Linked DNA regions of Homo sapiens: region 1 is linked to region 2. A link is a contact called in ENCODE Hi-C or POLR2A ChIA-PET data. All regions are on one chromosome and are shown on one strand. The core of a region is the stretch at or near the end of the contact, and the rest is flanking DNA. Distances in the headings are between cores, read along the strand shown.

What was found. A loop is a pair of places that touch in the nucleus more often than their neighbours do. ChIA-PET counts read pairs that join two places held with the same protein, here RNA polymerase II (POLR2A).
Region 1: POLR2A ChIA-PET joins it to region 2 with 17 read pairs in T-cell. The contact joins two enhancer-like sites. A Hi-C loop is called at or near these places in 1 of 37 single-sample maps with no recorded cell type. POLR2A ChIA-PET finds 5 or more read pairs at or near these places in 5 of 52 experiments (GM12878, OCI-LY7, T-cell and 2 more).

What each region holds. Positions count from the first base shown.
Region 1 is chr7:107,178,136-107,183,835 of GRCh38, forward strand. It overlaps HBP1 (HMG-box transcription factor 1), which reads left to right. Exons shown (of 11, transcript NM_012257.4): 2 at 1,744-1,927; 3 at 4,238-4,466. The coding sequence starts at 1,759. Among named protein-coding and RNA genes, the nearest start is that of HBP1, 12 kb to the left of the region's middle. Within about 2 kb of position 2,441, at least 6 of the 41 ENCODE cell types and tissues checked have a DNase peak (open chromatin) inside an H3K27ac peak, as active enhancers do.
Region 2 is chr7:107,123,455-107,128,972 of GRCh38, forward strand. It overlaps PRKAR2B (protein kinase cAMP-dependent type II regulatory subunit beta), which reads left to right. Exons shown (of 11, transcript NM_002736.3): 4 at 4,758-4,841. Among named protein-coding and RNA genes, the nearest start is that of HBP1, 43 kb to the right of the region's middle. Within about 2 kb of position 3,182, at least 6 of the 41 ENCODE cell types and tissues checked have a DNase peak (open chromatin) inside an H3K27ac peak, as active enhancers do.

The sequences.
Region 1 (5,700 bases), core at 1,191-3,690, 54 kb after region 2:
CAAAAGTCAGGATTTTTTTGTGTATTTCATATTCACTCATTAGAACTTTTTCTTTAAGAGGGGGGGTCTTGCTACATTGCCCAGGCTGGATTCCAACGCATAGGCTGAAGTTGTCGTCCCCCTTCAGTCTACCCTAAGTAGCTGGAACTATAGGCATGAGCTACTGCATCAGGCTAGAACTTTTTTAAAAAATGGAATTTAGACTAGAGCCTGAGAAATCAGAAAAATCTTACCATTGTTGCTTATGTTAAATAAAGAACTAATTCGATCGTTGTCCAAAGGGTGAAATAAAAGAGACAACCACATTTTCCTTTCATAATAATATTTAGTTGTTGGATTTTGCTGAGAAATTATTTAAATTTATTAACCCATATTCTCTTCCTTGTGATAATTTTGTAGGCTTGCAGGTAGATTTACTAGTTGTTTAAATTTCCCATGATGATTATTCATCTTTCTATACATAATATCCTATTCAGAATGACAGGTATCTTTTATTATGGCTAGGTCCCAAATTTTCATTAAGAAAACCTAAGAACATTTTTATTTTTATGAGAATTGTAATATATGACCATTTTAAGAAACTCTGAAATGTTATTTAGAAAATGTACTTTTTTTGGCCAGGTGCGGTGGCTCATGCCTGTAATCCCAGCACTTTGGGAGGCCGAGGCGGGTGGATCACCTGAGATCAGGAGTTTGAGACCAGCCTGGCCAACATGGTGAAACCCTGTCTTTACTAAAAATACAAAAAATTAGCTGGGTGTGGTGGCACGCGCCTGTAATCCCAGCTACTAGGGAGGGTTAGGCAGGAGAATCGCTTGAACCCAGGAGGCAGAGGTTGCAGTGAGCCGAGATTGTGCCACTGCACTCCAGCCTGGGTGACAGAGCGAGACTCCGTCTCAAAAAAAAGAAAATGTATTTTTTTAAGTGTGCTGAAGTAGTTCACTTTCAGAATGAAGAAACAAAATAAAAAACACAGTAAATAGAGACATTAAAATAGAATCTTTAAAAAAGGACAAAATAGAATATTCTTCCAGTTTTTTTTAACTTTTATTAAGGAAAGTTTTTAAATTTCCTTTTGAATTTGAAGGTACAAGTGAAAAAAAGAGTCCTATTAGTCTCAGTTTTTGCATCTGAAAGGACGGTTACTAGGTTAAATAAAAGTATATACAATGCCATTTTTCCTCAGCAGAAAAGACTTTTTTTTATAATTCAAGATATTAATCTTTTGGGATTGAAATGTGATTTAGTGCTGAGTATTCAGTTGTAGGCCAAGATGTTAAGGAGTCATCCGGGTCTAAAGGATTTGAGGGAGCTATAAATGGCAGTGTATGATTAAGTTAAAATCTAACACTGTGGCCGGGCGTGGTGGCTCACGCCTGTAATCCCAGCACTCTGGGAGGCCCAGGTGGGCGGATATCTTGAGGTCAGGAGTTCAAGACCAGCCTGGCCAACATGACGAAACCCCATCTCTACTAAAAATACAAAAATTAGCTCGGCGTGGTGGCATGTGCCTGTAATCCCCCCTACTTAGGTGGCTGAGGCGGGAGAATCGCTTGAACCCAGGAGGTGGAGTTTGCAGTGAGCCGAGATCACGCCACTGCACTGCAGTCTGGGTGACAGAGTGTGACTATGTCTCAAAAAAAAAACAAAACAACATTGTCATGTCTCTGATTTATTTTAGGTTTGTGTACTGCCCAAATTGCATGGCTTGACATCATTTCTTAATGTCGTTTTTATTTTAAGTCAGAGCACCATAACATGGTGTGGGAAGTGAAGACAAATCAGATGCCTAATGCAGTACAGAAACTCCTGTTGGTGATGGACAAGAGAGCCTCAGGAATGAATGACTCATTGGAGTTGCTGCAGTGTAATGAGAATTTGCCATCTTCACCTGGATATAACTCCTGTGATGAACACATGGAGCTTGGTAAGCAAAATTAAAAGTTATATAGAAATCTCACTAAGATTCAGATAAATTTTTCTACTTAGCCCGCTTCTCCACCAACCTTGACTGGCTAGAAAGGGATATGAAGTATTTGTATATTAGGAATTTTCAGCATTCTTTTATTGCTTTTAAAATACTACTTAAAACCAACATGAGTTGGGCTATTTATGGTTATTGTAGACACTCATTTACAGATTGTTAAATTAAACTACTTTACTTTGTGTGTAAAGATTGGACCCCACTCGTGGCTTTTCGAAAGATGCTACTTTTGAAATATACTTGAGAGAGCTCAGTAAAATATGCTTAGCCACTCTTCGTGGCAGATTTGCTGGTATGATGTGGAAATTACAGTGGACCCTTGAAACTTGAGGATCTGACATTTATGGTTGTTACTATTGCTAAACTACTCCTGGAGATATGTGACCTTTAGAAATGTGTAAGTTTGTTGAGGTGTGTTTTTGAATTGTATTGCTTCAAGGCTGGTGTTCAGGAGTATGGAGCTAATGAGTCACCTTGGCTTGCTGCCCAGCTTTTCAGCTTGGCTTTGCCCCCATTTAATATATGGGGGTTTCCTTCATGTTTATAAAAACCCTGGGGAGAAGATACAGCTGTCTTAATTTTACAAATGATGAAATGGAGGAGATTATGTACTATGGTAATGTTTGGAAATTTAGAGATCTTAAGCTCTTGGGACACATAACCTGCTTGAATGCCAAGGATTTTCTGGACCCTAGTATTTATTGAGTACTGGTTACTTTTGAGCAAGGAGTGCCATTTTAATCAGGTAGTTGATCTTCCTCAGTTTTTGGTTTAAGGAGGAACTCAGAAACTTAGGGCCGAGGGGAGTATAAATAACATGCCCCTTCCACCTATGACTTCGTTTAAAAAGTAATTTCCTGAACTTCAGAAACAGAAATGAACCCTTTGCAGTAAATAAATGTTGGTCAAAGGCAGTGAGGGAAAGGAAATAGCTATATCAGCATGAAAATTGTAGGGTAGAATTATTTTAAATTAGTGTGATGTTCTAGAACTCCTTGGCTCCTTCATGACTCCATGAAAGAAGTCAGTTTTTACAAATGGATATCCCGAGTCAGTGCTTCTAATTAAAACATTTCAGTTTGGCTTGGCATGATGGTTCACGCTAGTAATCGCAGCACTTTGGGAGGACAAGGTGGGAGGAGTTCAGGACCAGCCTGGTCAACGTAGTGAGATATCATCTCTACAAAAATTTTCTTTAAAAATTAGCTGGGCATGGTGGGTACATGCCTGTAGTCCTAGCTACTTGAGAGGCAGAGGCGTGAGGATCATTTGAGCCCAGGGGTCCAAGGCTGCAGTGAGCTATAATTGTACCACTGCACTCCAGCCTGGGCAACAGAGTAAGACCCTATCTCAAAAAAAAATTTTTTTTTTTTTAAGATAGGACATTTCGGTTTTAGTAGACTATTCTGGAATATTTGCCTGAATAGGAGTTATACATACTTTTATAGTGACATTTAGGAGACTAGAAATTTTCTTGACTTGTATATTTAAGGGACCCAATAGGTTTGTGGAGTTTGTAGGTATGTGTTTCGTGGAGAGTTTTTTTTTTTAAGCCTTCAAGATGCTTTTTCTTCCCTACTACATACACACATACATACAGACATATATATGATTTTTTAAAAGAATATATATATAATTTTTTTTAAGAATTCAGTATTTTGGAATTCATGTTCCTTATAGTGCTTGGTGTGTGCATGAGTGGTAGCTGGGTAATAGTTCCAGTCATCTTATGGGGAGCTGAAAGGGTATCATGAATTGCCTTTTAGGAATGCACTTATAGGAAAAAATAACCGATAAATAACCAGTAAATATTAACAAGTTCAGAATTTATTAGTAAAAAGAAATACTTTAACACAGAGTTGTGTAAGTAGTAGCTAAATATTTATGTGATCTATATTATCATTATGGAAATTATTGTTTATAGTCTGTATAACAGGTTATTAAAGTATGTGAGTAATAAGTCCATATTGCACACATAAAATGCCTTTTTCTTCATTAACTTGTTAATGTAAAAATATCTCAGTGGCATATGGATCACTCCTAGGTGAGGTACAAAACACTAGGGGGAATAAGAAGCAGAAAACACAAACCAAACCATGTTTTTCCAGTCTGTGAACAGAATGTTAAATTTATGATTTTCCTCTCTCAAAATTAATTAGCTAAAATTGAGGACTTCTCTTTTAACTGCAGTTATAATATTGTTCCTTGTATTAGTAATTTCCTTTTTATGATTTTGAGTGTGCTTATTTGCAGATGACCTTCCTGAACTTCAGGCAGTTCAAAGTGATCCTACCCAATCTGGCATGTACCAGCTGAGTTCAGATGTTTCACATCAAGAATACCCAAGATCATCTTGGAACCAAAATACCTCAGACATACCAGAAACTACTTACCGTGAAAATGAGGTGGACTGGCTAACAGAATTGGCAAATATCGCGACCAGTCCACAAAGTCCACTGATGCAGTGCTCATTTTACAATAGGTAGGAGCATTTATTATATTTTTATTGAAACATTCTATCATTACACAAAGGTTTTATTTAAAAATTTTTCTAGTTTAAAAGTAGTAATACTTTAAATTATTAGAATTTAAGTCATTAGAATTAAGCTCCTTATCTAATGATCAAAGACTTATTTCACTCACTACCATGATTTCATATTTTGAGAATTAGATAAAGGTGATAAAGAGAACCATAGAGTAAAAAAATTTGTAAATGTTTAAAATAAATTAGACCATGAAATACTTTTACTATACATTTCTACATATAGAAATGAAAATTGTATTTCTCTAAGGAAGCAGAGTTGTAATCAAGATTATATTTTAAATTTTATCAACCTTTAGTTGGGTTCCTTTTGGTCTAGGTTTATTTCTTCCATAGTTTATGTGGCCTTACATTATTTGCCTGTTTGCTAATTCTAAAATTTGCTAATATTAAAATCTTAAACTTACAAAAGTGGGTTCCCATTGGTAAAAATCACTGTTTCATATATCCAGACAGAGTTTAAGAAAATGAGTGGTTGTGCTATGAAATTACGGAAGCTTCCAGCTAATATGCCTAGGGAGACCTAAGTGGAAAACACTTCATTATTTATCCCTGAAAAGAAATGGATAAATATGACAGTTTATAAGGGAGAGAAATGCCCATATTTGCACACCTGTGAGTGGAAAACGATAGACCAGAGTTTTATACTAGGTAATGTAGGAATAACTGTAAATTTTGTTAGTGCTCTTGAGTGTAATGCATTGCTAAAGAATAAACTTATTAGGTATGAAATCTCACTTTTCTTGTAACCCATTAAGTTGTGCTGCTTTTCTTACATTTAGCAGGATATTGATCTTGACTAGAGCAAATTGAATTTAATTAACTTCAGTTTAATTCCGTGTTCATTTCCACAGGAAAGAAAACTTCCTTTCAGAGTTGTTATTTCCTTTATAGTCCTAGTTTTCATTGTAATCTTAATAGTCAAAAAGCTAAAAATTCTTTTATTTATTTATTTTTAAAAAAAAACCTGATTTAACTATTGGATTTTTTTTTTCTTTCTCTAGAGATACTTTTTTTTCACTTTTTACAGCAGAGTCATAGGATTAATAATAACAGTTTATGGAAAGTGAGTAAACCCTTCAGAAGAAAATCAGTGTAAATAAAAACATAAGACATAAGGAAAGGAGTATCTCCCTGAGGATGTATTATTCTGTCCAGCATTTTGAGTAATGCT
Region 2 (5,518 bases), core at 1,932-4,431:
GCTTGGAGATCATATTGAACTGCAGAAAGCGTTCAAAGGCCAAGCTGTAGGCCTGGCAGGCAGGAGCCAGCCCGCCTCTGGTGTCCATCAAGAGCAAGAGTGTAAGACTTAGCGTAGTGTCTTTGAAACGGGTTCAGCTACCCATCTCTATTACTGTGTCTCTCAGTTCAAAATTCCAATTTCCAAAGAGTTTCTGATGGACCCAGCTTTGGCCCAGGGTAGGGCCAGGGTCAAAAAGTCCAACCTACTTGGGAACCACTTCTGTAAATAAGGGCAGTTACTAGAGGAGGAGGAATCTTTGTGGGGTGTGTATTTACCCTAAGATCTGTCCCCTGTAACACCTTTTAAAGTTATATTTAATAGTTTTTTTGTTAATGTATTATATGTTTGATTATAGCAAAGTACTTTTAGGTTATCAATTAGGTTGAGTATTCTCTCCTCTAAATGTGTTACTAAAAACTATACTTACTTTAGTCTCAACAACTATGAAGCAAACCATACCACATGCTTGGGAATGATTATTACAGATTTCAAAATTATTTAGATGTAGAAGGATATTGGGAAATATCTATGAGGAAAATGTATACTATATTGTGATAAAATTACATTTCATTTGGACATTTTGTATTACTTCTGAGACTCACCAAATCAGTAAGTCTGTAGTATAAACAGAAATTTATCGTCTGATATGAATTCAAAGAAAATGTAAATACTTAAGACTCATTTTGGAAAATAACAGATTTTAGTTGGAATGCCTTTAATAAATGAAAATGTAAGGGTTATCTAGATCTAGCATGTAGAAACTGGTAGAGAAGAGCTAATAAGGGTAGAGTATTTCTTATGTTTCTCCACAAAAATTTTTTGGAGTTCCACCTGTATATCTGGCCTGGTGCTAGGTGTAAAGTGGTGAGCAAATGGACAAGTCTCTGCCCTCTTGGAGCTTACAGTCTAGTGGCAGAAGCAGACAAGTGAATAAATTAGTGAAAAGTTAAAAAACATGAAGTGCTAAAGAAACAGTGAAACAGTGTAGGAATCAAAACACAGCCCCCAAGCCTCTGGGTCAAGTGATTCTCATGCCTCAGCCTCCCGAGTAGCTGGGACTACAGGCATGCACCACCACATACCTGGCTAATTTCTGTATTTTTAGTAGAGATGGGGTTTCGCCCTGTTGGCCAGGCTGGTCTTGAACTCCTGGCCTCAAGTGATCCACTCACCTTGGCCTCCCAAACTGTTAGGATTACTGGCGTGAGCCACTGTGCCTGACCGATATACAGTGTTCTTTAAAGAAAATGTCTAAGTTAAAACCTTACTTGTTAACTGTTTTTCTAATTTTTTTTTTTTAATGGAAAGGCAGCAGAAATTTAGAGCAGAAGTTGGCAAACTTTTTTTGGTAAATTTTTTTTTAACTGAAAAATGCACTATTTTCAGAGAGTAAATATTTTAGGCTTTGGGGAGTCATGGGGTCTCCTTTGCAACTACTCAGTTCTGCTATAGTAGCTTGAAAGCAGCTGTAGGTAATACATCAATGAAAGGCATGTCTGTTGGGTTACATTAAAACTTTATGACGCTTGAATTTGAATTTAATATAGATTTTATGTGTCAGGAAATATTATCATTTGTTTGATTTTTTTTCCCCCAGTCATTAAAAAAATGTAAAATTATTCTTAGCCTAGAGGCCATACATACAAAAACAGCTTTGCCTGCAGGTGTAGTTTGCTGATCCCTGGTTTAGAATATAGACTCTGTAGCTGGCCTGGCTGGCATGAATTCTGGCTCTGCACCTTGTGGACTGGATGACATTGGACAAGTGATTTGGGCAAGTTGATTTCCTTAACTCTAAATTTCTTAACCTGCTTCATGGGATCTGTCACTAGGATAAAATGAGTTAATATTAGTAAAGCCCTTAGAATAGTACCTGGCATGTATTTATGCTATGTTTGTTTAACAAATAAAATTTTTATCTGAAATCAGGAATGAATTTTAATGAAAACCAAAGTGGCCTCTAGTACACTAAAATCACACTTTGGGTGTATTGCTGAGGCCTCAGTGATCCAGAGAGAGATCCCTTAGGTGGGATCATGCTAAGCCCCAGAGGAAAAATGTAGGAGAGCATCTTCAGAGCAGGTGGCTGCAGTACAGAGGAGCTGGAGTGTCAGAGACCACACCCGCTTTCTGGCTGTTTACTTTCCCCAGTGAAGAGGGATTTTACCGACGAGGTTAATTACAGAGAGTGGACTCTGAGTGCTGAGGAGTAATGGCAGGGTGAGGGAAAAGGGAAACAGGAGGAGAGCAGTAGACCATAGTGATGGAGGTGGGGCTGAGAAAAAAAATACTACTTAGAAATGGTGATTGGGCTGGGTGCAGCGGCTCATGCCTGTAATCTTAGCAGTTTGGGAGGCCAAGGCGGGTGGATCATGAGGTCAGGAGTTTGAGACCAGCCTGGCCAAGATGGTGAAACCCTGTCTCTAATAAAAATACAAAAATTAGCTGGGCACAGTGGCAGGCACTTGTAATCCCAGCTACTCAGGAGGCTGAGGCAGGAGAGTCGCTTGAACCCAGGAGGCAAAGGTTGTAGGGAACCGAGTGCACCACCACTGCACTTTAGCCTGGGTGACAGAGCAAGACTGTGTCTTAAAAAAAAAAAAAAAAAAAAAAGAGGCCAGGCGCGCTGGCTCACGCCTGTAATCCCAGTACTTTGGGAGGCTGAACTGGGCAAATCACGAGGTCAGGACATCAAGACCATCCTGGCTAACATGGTGAAAACCCGTCTCTACTAAAAATACAAAATACAAAATACAAAAAAAAAAAAAAAAAACCAAAGCCAGGCGTGGTGGCAGGCACCTGTAGTCCCAGCTACTCAGGAGGCTGAGGCAGGAGAATGGCGTGAACCCGGGAGGCGGAGATTGCAGTGAGCTGAGATCGCACCACTACACTCCAGCCTGGGCAACAGAGTGAGAATCTGTCTCAAAAAAAAAAAAAAAAAAAAAAAGTCGTCATTGGTACGAGAGGTAGCAGGAAGAAGAGAGAAGAGGAAAAAGCTGGATTTCTGTGTGAAGGCTTATAGGAATTGAATGGGTTGGAGAGAAAGACATAAAGTTGACCAGAGCGAAGCAGGTGCACGATACTGATGCCTGATGCACTCTCCTCTCCCCCCTTTCCTTTCTGAGAACAGCTTCTCAGCAGGCAGACATCTCGGTTGCTTTGGTTTGAAGTTCTAGATGGATTTTGTGAAGTGAGAAATGACTTTCTGTTTTGTTTTAGTGTGTTAGCCTTCCTTATTTGAAGTAGGAGGAAGTGAAGTTTGGTTGGTGTGGTTTGGTTAATACCTGAATTTTAAAGGTTTCTTATGCAGCAGTGAATGAGAAGTCCCTGGGATCTACTTTGTCTGTGTTTGTGTGTCATCTTAGAATCTAGTTTGAGATGAATATTGGGCAGATAGTAAACAAAGGTTTACATCTACCTTACCCTTAGAGGGGAAAGTGCAGTGACCCTTTCTCTTACTAGCTAGTAGTTCTTTCATGTAGTCTTTACATAATGCAAATAAATGGTATATATATCAATAGTTTACATATAAATAGTTTAGCAATACTATAAGTTTCCCCAATTCTTTTCAGGCTTATAATTTTCATTAATTTTTAGCCATCTGATGTGGTTTGAAATGCTGATTTAAATTTCCCATTGTGAGTTTTGATGTTTGTGGCTATAAACTCCACTGCTGCCTGATTCTGTGAGCTCTGATGCTCTGATGGTAGGGCAGGCTGCCTGAAGAGGCAAGGTACCTGCCCATCAGCTCTTGTGGTCACTCTTTGAGTGAGCATTGGAATAGGAAAGGGTGGTGTGTAGGTCTTCAGGAAAACCAACTCCGTGTCTGCTGCTTTTAGGACTACCCCTTGCCCCTCTAACTCATTTTATAGTTACAAACTGTTCATGTTCACAAAAGAGTGGACCTTTTGGTCCAAGTCAGTTGAGCCTCCTGCTAGTGAAAAGGGACTCGAGAGATAGCAAGCCACACTTACACACACGGCATTCTGCCACTCTTCACACTCTAGAATACAAGTTTAGTGAGAATATAGCACACTAGTTTCCTTGAGTTCCTTCTGAAATCAGTGCACCAGCCAGCCTCCTTGGACTCTTTTTCCCTGGAACACATATTCTCTTGGAGTGGCAGTGCATGATTGTTTGCTCCCTTCTAAAAATCACTTGCTCGCTGTGGGGCAGGTACATACCACATGTGTAAAAATATATTCGGCATCTAATGCCATATACATTTAAACATTTTACTTCTTTCCAGGGACCTTATCAAGATTCAAAAGAAAGAATTACATCCTGAAAGAGTATTAAACTCAGTAGAAACAGAATGACAGCAGTCCAAATTTTCAGTGTAGCTGCTGGCACCTGTTGTCCTTTTGTACGGGTCCCCACTGGCTGGGAGCTTTGGAATCTTCCTAGCCAGTCACAGTTGTGTGCATAATGAACTTGCTAACCTAGGGGAAAATATGCTTTTGAAAAACATTTCAGTGCTATATTGATGAATGGATACCAACCTCCCCCGAACAAGGTGAATTATGTTCCCCTACTTGGTAGGCTCATAAGTTACCAGTCACCAAAAGTGAATCTCAGCACCAACCTGAAGCAAACTTGAGCGCTAACAGTTCTTCTTTCTAATGTTGGTTCTGATTTTTGTTAGTTTTTAAAATCTCTTTGAGTGAGATGGTATTGGCTAATGTCTTTGTTTTTTAAATCTGATGTCCTTTTAGATTATACATCCAAAAACTGATGATCAAAGAAATAGGTTGCAAGAGGCTTGCAAAGACATCCTGCTGTTTAAGAATCTGGATCCGGTAAGATAAATCTTAATAATAGAAATGGCTTTGTTTTTTCCCCCAGTGACAGTGTCAAGAACTGTACAGGGTCTTGAGTTTTGCCCTCTTTGTAAGCTGATCACCCTGGGGTGATGGTAAAGGCCCCCTTGCGGATGCTTGAATGCACAGTAGGTTGAACTGCAGGAGAGGAATATTGAGTTTGGGGGAATATACTGCTGTTGGAGCAAGAAGTAAAGAAGCCTGAGGTGTTTGTCCTGTGGAAGATATTCTCTCATCTCTCAAGATGTTATCTCAGGGCTACAAAAACAGCCCTGAGAAATGGCACAGGTAAAAAGATGGTAGGAACTTGCCCTCTTCGTACCCATCAGGAATATGCAGGGATGCTCAGGGCCCATGGAGGATTGTTTCTCTTTACAGCCAGTGGTAGTAATTATATTTGAATGTGTATAAACTCATTATCTGTGTATTATACAGATTAAAAGTAATATTTCACTTGGCTTTAAGGTGAGGTTTTTTTTTTTTTTTTTTGGTCCTTTATAAGGATTTGGAAATCTCTAATTTTTGGGTTCGGTATTTCTAGAATACCCACTCTTGGTATGAGTGCACGTGCTGTTCAGACTTTGTCTTGCACTGTGATGTACATATTCTGCTTCCTTCATCTCAGATTATGCTTAGTCATTGCTGTATAGTTATTT